Linked DNA regions of Homo sapiens: regions 2 and 3 are each linked to region 1. The links are chromatin contacts, found by Hi-C or POLR2A ChIA-PET in ENCODE. All regions are on one chromosome and are shown on one strand. The core of a region is the stretch at or near the end of the contact, and the rest is flanking DNA. Distances in the headings are between cores, read along the strand shown.

What was found. A loop is a pair of places that touch in the nucleus more often than their neighbours do. ChIA-PET counts read pairs that join two places held with the same protein, here RNA polymerase II (POLR2A). Pooled maps may share reads with other maps.
Region 2: a loop to region 1 is called in a pooled map, with 4 times the contacts of the local background. The contact joins the enhancer-like site here to the promoter of COQ9 in region 1. A Hi-C loop is called at or near these places in 4 of 50 pooled maps. POLR2A ChIA-PET finds 5 or more read pairs at or near these places in 2 of 52 experiments (GM12878 and T-cell).
Region 3: a loop to region 1 is called in a pooled map, with 2.2 times the contacts of the local background. The contact joins the enhancer-like site here to the promoter of COQ9 in region 1. A Hi-C loop is called at or near these places in 1 of 50 pooled maps. POLR2A ChIA-PET finds 5 or more read pairs at or near these places in 2 of 52 experiments (AG04450 and K562).

What each region holds. Positions count from the first base shown.
Region 1 is chr16:57,446,207-57,448,785 of GRCh38, forward strand. It overlaps COQ9 (coenzyme Q9), which reads left to right and starts at 1,273. Exons shown (of 9, transcript NM_020312.4): 1 at 1,273-1,372. The coding sequence starts at 1,300. CIAPIN1 (cytokine induced apoptosis inhibitor 1) reads right to left here and starts at 1,179. Exons shown (of 9, transcript NM_020313.4): 1 at 1,136-1,179. RefSeq lists an enhancer at 1,091-1,385.
Region 2 is chr16:57,040,230-57,042,808 of GRCh38, forward strand. NLRC5 (NLR family CARD domain containing 5) reads left to right here. Exons shown (of 49, transcript NM_001384950.1): 17 at 421-489; 18 at 1,256-1,345; 19 at 1,753-1,836. Among named protein-coding and RNA genes, the nearest start is that of CPNE2, 51 kb to the right of the region's middle. RefSeq lists enhancers at 1,604-1,653, 1,924-2,023. Within about 2 kb of position 1,307, at least 9 of the 41 ENCODE cell types and tissues checked have a DNase peak (open chromatin) inside an H3K27ac peak, as active enhancers do; they include GM12878, where a contact is called at or near this core.
Region 3 is chr16:57,146,161-57,148,739 of GRCh38, forward strand. It overlaps CPNE2 (copine 2), which reads left to right. Exons shown (of 16, transcript NM_152727.6): 15 at 1-161; 16 at 1,391-2,209. The coding sequence ends at 1,498. Among named protein-coding and RNA genes, the nearest start is that of PSME3IP1, 39 kb to the right of the region's middle. RefSeq lists a silencer at 1,537-1,831. Within about 2 kb of position 1,276, at least 13 of the 41 ENCODE cell types and tissues checked have a DNase peak (open chromatin) inside an H3K27ac peak, as active enhancers do.

The DNA.
Region 1 (2,579 bases), core at 23-2,522:
GGAATTAGGGTTTCAGAAAGGATACCCAAATGTTAGTTTCCACAGGAAAGGCTCATTCAAAGATGGATGGATAGAACTCAGAAACAAATCCTTATGGAGAGGAGTGTTTTACCTAAAACCAGAAATATGGATCTAAAATTTTAACCTTTGGGGTAAGTTTTGGCTTAGGAGGTCTTCCCCGCACCCGTGCAGGGGGGAGCCGGATATTCTGAAAAGACTAGATTTGACAAGGGGTGTGCAAAGCACAACTTTAACAGACACAATGATGGGGTCTGACTGCAAACACAAAATCGACAGAATCACATGCTCTTGTCGTCAGTTACTCTTAGCCCAAAAACCGTTTACTTCTTCCTACTAAGCCTTCTCTGATGACACCCCCGTGAAGTGCTCTGTTAGTGGCTAGACCGTGACCTCCTTGAGCCATCCAGAGCTTGGCACTCAGTAATGTCAGAATGAAGGGCACCAGCCTTTCCCGAACTTGCAGATCCTACAAATCACCCGAGGGAGTGGTTAAAATGAGATTCCTGGACCACACCCAGACCCACTCAATCAATCCTTCTGGACAAAGGCCTAGCTGTCTGTTCTAGTAACAAGCATCCTTCCGATCTGGATACTTAATTATATCAACTCAACACGCTGGGGGTTCGGACAAGTTGCAGGTTCGAAATTACAATCGTGAGCTCAGGTACCCCCCGACTCCAAGGCTTTCGTGCTTTGCTGCCAGGAACCCCCAGGGACCAAAACGTCACGGGGACTGAGGCCCAAGGTCACAACGATTGGCTACTGGTAGGACCGGGTCTCAGAACCAGGTCTCCCCGATCCCAAGCTCGGAGCCGTTTCTCCTCAGCGTGGTGTCCCCGGGGCCTCAGAGTAGGGCCGGCTGCGCAAGGGACGAGGCAGCCGGGGAACGGCAGAAATTCCCAGTCAGGACCCCAGGGAGGTTAGGGCCGGCCCTGGCCCCTCACACCGACTTCTCAGGAATAAACCAGCCGGGGCTTTCAGCGGGGCGGCCGTGGCTGCGTTCCCATCGAGGAACGGGGTGGGAAGAGAAAATGAGAGGATGTGGGAACGAGGGTGGGCCGGGAGGGGACAGTTGAGGGAGCTCTGGCGCTCAGCTGGCCCCCACCACTCTCACCTGCCGCCTGGGCTCGCTCCCGGCTTCTCTCCAGCCGTCGACTCCACGCCTTGCGCCTCTCGCGAGAGGAGGAGGCTCCACGGAGCGACGACTTCCGCCCTCCTTAGGGCCGTGGTCCCGTAGCTACCGGTCGCGTCGCCGTGGGCGACGTGCCCGCTTCCAAAATGGCGGCGGCGGCGGTATCTGGTGCGCTTGGCCGGGCGGGCTGGAGGCTCCTGCAGCTGCGATGCCTGCCCGGTGAGGGGGCTGCCAAGCCGGGGAGAGGCGGGGAGCGCGGAGGGGGCGCGAGGCCGGCTTCAGCTGGGTTCGACGGTGGGGGGAAGAGGCCGTTGGGGCGGCCCACGAGCAAGGTGAGGTGAAGGGCATCGGCGCGGGCTCGGGCGAGCCGCCTGGCTAGCTTCGGCCCTGCTCCGCTGTCTGTGAGGGGCAGATGCAGCGGGGCAGGGCCTGTCACCCCCATTTCATGGAGTTGGCAGAGCCTCAGAGAGGGCTCGGGGTACGAAAGTCACGCAGCCTGAGCCTGTTGGTTACAGAACTGGCAGTCGCAGACCCATTCTCAAGTCCATTGCCAAGTCCACTGGAAGGACAGGTGGACACGGCCACAGAGAGCCTAGTCCATTGTTTCCCGAAAGCCAGCCGTTTCCTCACCACTTCACGAATTCTGTGATACTCTCTTACCACCTTTGCCACTATGTACTCAGTATTTTTATTTTTAAATAGGAGTTCTTAAAGAGGAAACTTTATATCATTGTCATAAATGGAAAACTAATATCGCCTTCCTTAATTAGAACGTATGCATTAACACTTTAGCATACATACATAACTGATGAAACGTTCACCTGTATTTCACCTAAAATCTTCTCATGACCCTCAGTGGTACTACAGTCATACTTTGCATCTGCTCCTTCCTTTTCAAAGTTTTGCGGATATTTGTGCCGTATCTTTCAGTACATGTATTAAAATATTGATATTTTGGCACATACTATTCTGTTTCTTTTTTTTCTTTTTTTTTTTTTTCTGAGACAGGGTCTGGCTCCTCAGCCTCCCAAGGAGCTGGGACTACAAGTGCGTGCCACCCTACTTGGCTTAATTTTGTTGTTGAGACAGAGTCTCACTCTGTCACCCAGGCTGGAGTGCAGTGGTACAATCTCGGCTCACTGCAGCCTCTACCTCCTGGGTTCAAGTGATTCTCCTGCCTCAGCCTTCCTAGTAGCTGGGGTTGTGCCACCATGCCCAGCTAATTTTTTATTTTTAGTAGACGGGGTTTCACCATGTTGGCCAGGCTAGTCCAAAACTCCTGACCTCAAGTTATCTGCCTGCCTCAGCCTCCCAAAGTGTTGGGATTACAGGTATGAGCCACCGCCTAGCCCCCTTTTGTTGTATTTATACAAAATTCCAAACTAAAGATGTGTAGTAAAAGTAATGTCTATGACCCCGCAAATCC
Region 2 (2,579 bases), core at 57-2,556, 410 kb before region 1:
CCTGGATTGCCCCAGCCTAGCGCATGGGTAGAGACTCAGCTCTTTGCTCCCGGAGCCCACCCACAATCTCTTCTGTAGAGTCTGGACTACTGAAGGCTCGATTCCAGCTGGGGCTGACATCTCTGAAGCACAGATGAGGAGGAGGATGAGATTAATGATAATAGCAGTCAAGGTCAATTGAGTACTTGCCATGTATGCACCAAGCACCAAACTAAGGCAGTTCACATACAGTCTCCCATTGAGAGGCTGTGATTTGTCCAGGGTCACACAACCAGGAAGTGGAGAAGCCAAATTGGCACCAAGGTCTGATTGACTCTAGGTGGAGGATAGGGCTCGATGGTGGAAGGCCAGGCTGAGGATGGATTCTGGAGATGGCGGACATGGCCTTTGCTCAGCCTGGCCTTGGTGATGTCCCTCCAGGGCTGCATTTCTTGACAGCCTCATGCTCCAGATGCCCTCTGAGCTGCCTCTGAGCTCCCGAAGGATGAGGTACAGTGATGGCCTCCAGCCCTGTGTGTGATTCCAGCCCCCTCCCTTCCCCTGCTCAGAGCCTGCTCCCAAACCTGTGCCCAGGCCCCACATGCTCCCTGAAGGACACCTGACCTGCTGTGTCCAGGGGTCATGGCCTGGCTTCCCTACCTCCTACCTCCCCTGCCCAGCCCACCCCAGACAGGGCTCACAAGGCAGCCCCGTCAACCACCTTCCCAAGCCCAGGAGACCCCACTCCCCTTAGCTCCCTGACCCCCAGCAGCTGAGGGGTTGTGGAGACTCTGAAAAGAGGTGAAGGGGAGCACTGGGCTCCTTCTGTCATGATCCTGGTGCCTGGGCCTGGGGGCTCCCATCAGCACTCTTCCCCCCTTCTCTCTTGGTCTTTGTCTGTCCTAATCTCCCTCTGTCCCTCTGCCTGTTTCTCTCATTTCTTCCCTCTCTCATCGTGTATTTCTGTTTTATCAGTTTATTTAACTGTTATTTCAGTCTTATCTGTCTTCCTCTGATCTGCTCTCTCTCTCTGAGGTCTCTGTGCCTTGGTTTCCTTCCATCTGTGTCTCTGCCCACCCTCTGCCTATATGTGACATCCTGTGGGTGTCGTGTGTGTTGGTCCCTCTTTGTCCGTCTGTCTAGGTGCCAGATACATCCCAGTCCCTCCTCTCCTGCAAGCCTCATTCTCTGCCTCTGTGTCTGGGGGGTGGGAAAGCGGCTCCTTCCCGCCTCTGTTCAGTGGGGCATGCAGCACTGTGTTTTTGTCCCTGGGCAGGCTGACACATTGTGGCCTCCAAGAAAAGCACCTAGAGCAGCTCTGCAAGGCTCTGGGAGGAAGCTGCCACCTCGGTCACCTCCACCTCGAGTGAGTGGTTTGTGTGTTGGAAGGTGGGTGGGTGGGGCCAATTACAGTGAGTTAGTGTTGGTGTTTGGGTTTGGTTTTTAAGATTTAGATCAACTGTTCTTTCCCTGCTGAAGTCAGAAACCCCTTGGAGAATCTGGTGAAAGTTGTGACTCTTCCTCCCAAGATACAGATCCCCCATGTCTGACACGCTCGGAGGCTCACCCCTGGTCCCTCAGAGGTCCACGAACCTCAGAATAAGAACCTGGGGGAGACCCCAGCTGCCCGTGCCAGATCTGCTGAGATCTGGCCTGGCAGCCCAGGGCTGTGTCCAGTTTCAGGAAGTTGAGTAACTGGAATGCAGGGACCATGCTGCCAGCAACCCACTCCCCACCTGCTAATGTTCTCCCCTCCCTTCTCCCCACCCCCAGCTTCTCAGGCAATGCTCTGGGGGATGAAGGTGCAGCCCGGCTGGCTCAGCTGCTCCCAGGGCTGGGAGCTCTGCAGTCCTTGAAGTGAGTAGCCCGCTAGGCAGAGCCTCTGAGGCTGGGGCAGGGGGGGAGCATTCTCTGTCCCATCCCCCTCTTTCCTGGGGTTATTGTAAAGATTAAATCGGAAAATGCATGAAAATTGCCCCTAATACAATGTAAGTTCTCGGTGAAGGCTAGCTAATAGATGATTCTTACTCAGAGAGTCTGTGACTCAATAATCCCACTTCTGATTCAAGGTTTCACTTCTGGAACCTGTCTCCGCATCTCTGAACAGGCTTCTGAGGCCACCCTGGGGAGGGCAGGTGTGGGTGCGAAGTATGACTAACGGCTGGCAGTTGTTATTCTGGCCCTGGGGTGCCGGGAGGGGCTGGGGCTGTTAGCTGGGGTATGGTCAGGGTAGACAGGGAGGGTTTGTACCAGAGAGGACACTCAAGCAGGGTGCCCAGGGCTGCCAAGGATCCCTGAGTACCTGGCAGAGAGTGTGTAGGAGGAATCCCCAAAGTTTGCCTGCAATGGACCAGAGTTCTTGATCCCTAAATGCCCTTGGTGCTTTTGGCTCACAAAGCACCCCCTCCTCCCAGGCACTTCTGGGCCAAAGCCAGAGGAGCCCAGGGGAGAGGTCACAGGTCCTATATTCCAGGCTGTCTCTGTGAACACGCTTTGCTGTGTGATTCTGGGCAAGTTACATCCCCTCTCCGAGTCCCTGGTTCCCAGTCGGTAAATACATAAATTGCAGGCGTGGCCTCTGTTGGTGGCTACGATCTCTG
Region 3 (2,579 bases), core at 26-2,525, 300 kb before region 1:
CTTCCAAGCTGCCCATGTCCATCATCATCGTGGGCGTGGGCAATGCGGACTTCGCTGCCATGGAGTTCCTGGATGGGGACAGCCGCATGCTGCGCTCCCACACGGGGGAGGAGGCAGCCCGCGATATTGTGCAGTTCGTTCCCTTTCGAGAGTTCCGCAACGTGAGTGTGGGCCTGGGCTGGGAGGGGGCGGTTACAGGATCCCAGCCACCATAGCTCATAATCAAGCTTGAGAGTCTTGGGGTTGTCTGGCCCAATCCTAGACTTCTCCACTCCATTGACTATGCTCTTCTGAGGGCCTGCCATGTGCCAGGCGCCGTGCCAGGCCTTGCCCCGGTGGTGGCCATTGTGATAGTGTGAGCACTTGCTTCCACAAACTGATGGAACATGGAGCCGTGGGCATCTAGCCTGAGGCTCTGGGGCAGGGCTTCCTGGAGGACCTGCCCTCTAGTGGGGTCTGATGAGAGGCTGGGGCTATCCATGTGGTGTAAAGTGCAGGAGGAGAGAGGGGTTTTCCTGATCATCACGCCCCAGCAAGCCCCCTCATTTTGTAGACGGAAAACAAGGCCTCCCAGTCATCTTAGGTTGACCTCCTCTCCCTAAAGCCCTCTGCCTGGGAGAATGGTGTCCCCAGCCTTGTTCCTGGAAGTGGCTCTGGCTTTATTTGCAGGTGATCCCAGATCTGCCCACAAGGAGGCCGGGGTTGGCCTCCTGATCACTGCCCTAGCAGCAGGGTCCATGAGGAGTCCCATAGGGGAGCAGTCTCTCCACTGTACCGCTGTACTGTAATGCCACCCCCATACTGCTGGCTGGGGGCTTAACCCAGCCTCAGCAAGAACTGCCCATGCTGGTTTGCACCCAGTGGCCCTCACCTCTCTTCCCAGCATCCTCTGGGGTTGCCTGCGATGGTTCTACTCCTTCCTCTGGAGCATTCGCTTCCTAAGGACAAACCCTGGGCATCGGTCACCCCTTCATGCACAGGTCGGTGACCGAGTACCTCCATGTGCCTGGCCTGTGGCTGGCTGTTCACTAGTGAACCATACTGTCAGGCCCATTTATTCCCGCCAAGAAGGTGCTCAGGAGATGTTTGCCGGACACATAGGTGCTTCCCGCAGACGGAGTCATCCTAACCCGTTACTCCCAAGCATCTCAAGTGCTCCAGGTAACACTTACACCTAACCTAAAGGAAGGCACTGCGATCAGGGGGAATTTCAGGCCTGGCCTGGGCTGAGATGAGGGATGCCACTTGCAGACAGCCCTGGCCCGCAGCCCTAATTTTGTCCTCAATGGACACCTGCTGTAGCAGCCCTCTGGGCATAGTGCCGCTCACAACTTCCGGTCATTAATCCTTATTCTCTCTCTTCCCCACCCCACCCTCCTCCACCCTGCAGGCAGCAAAAGAGACCTTGGCCAAAGCTGTGCTGGCGGAGCTGCCCCAACAAGTTGTGCAGTATTTCAAGCATAAAAACCTGCCCCCCACCAACTCGGAGCCCGCCTGAGCTCCAGTGCCCAGCAGCAGCATGTCAGCTGAGCCTCCTGCCCTCCCCCAGGAACATGCACGCTCACTCTGCTTCCTTGTGGGTGGCCTTTTTTTACCGATCCCCTTTTTTATTTTTTACAACCGGACCTCCACCCCCAACTTCCTCCAGCCCAGCTGGGCTTCCTTTGTTGGAGTCAACTGTTGATGCTTCCAGGCCAAACTGGCTTCCTCTCCTCCTCTCCCCACCTTTGCCATTCTTAAGTATTGAATGTACTTTGTATAATTTTAGTGGAATTGTTATTGAGAATAAAATTTTTACAATCATAACTGGCTTTTTCCAAGTAACTAGCTGCAGACTCTGATGAAAGAAACATGTCCTTGGTGCATACGTGTCGTAGCCTGCACCTAATTAATTCCTGCTGTTTTTTTAATACTGTGACTGTGTTCTATTTGTTATATGCTCAGGGTAACAAATGAGTTTCAGACGTCCCTGCGTCAGCTCCTTCCTCAGCAGGGACCTGACGGGCTCACTGATCTAAGAAAGGAAATGGAAAATGAAAATCCACCCCACAAGTCTAATAAGTTGGTGTAGTCACTTCTGCATGGGGACATGCATTCCAGATGATAACCTGTTAAATCACTGCCAGTTAACAGTGATAACCTGTTAAACTGGCACAGAACCTGGCACATTGTACAAACTCAATAAATATTCATGGATGAATAGAATGAATGTGCAGGCCCATACCAGTTTCTGACATATCCCTACCCCACAACTGGACAGCAGTCCCAGCCACCCATCTGCTCCTCCTTGGGTCTCCCGGGTGTTTGGGTTGGCCACCTAGAGGTCTGTGAAAGCCTCTCTGGCCTCAGGACCCAAAATGGGGCTGCTTCTGACCCTGCTGTTTCTTCCACATCCCCCTCTCTAGGCTCAGGCCCAGTTTTATGAAACCAGCCAGAGGACCCCTCTCTGAAAGTTCAGCCCCGCTCCCAGGTCCCTCCTTTATTCCACATAACACCTCTTTCTCCTTTATCCACCTGACTCCCGCTTGGACCTCCAGGTAAGCCCCCTGGACACGGGCTTCCGTGTAACCAGTAACAGC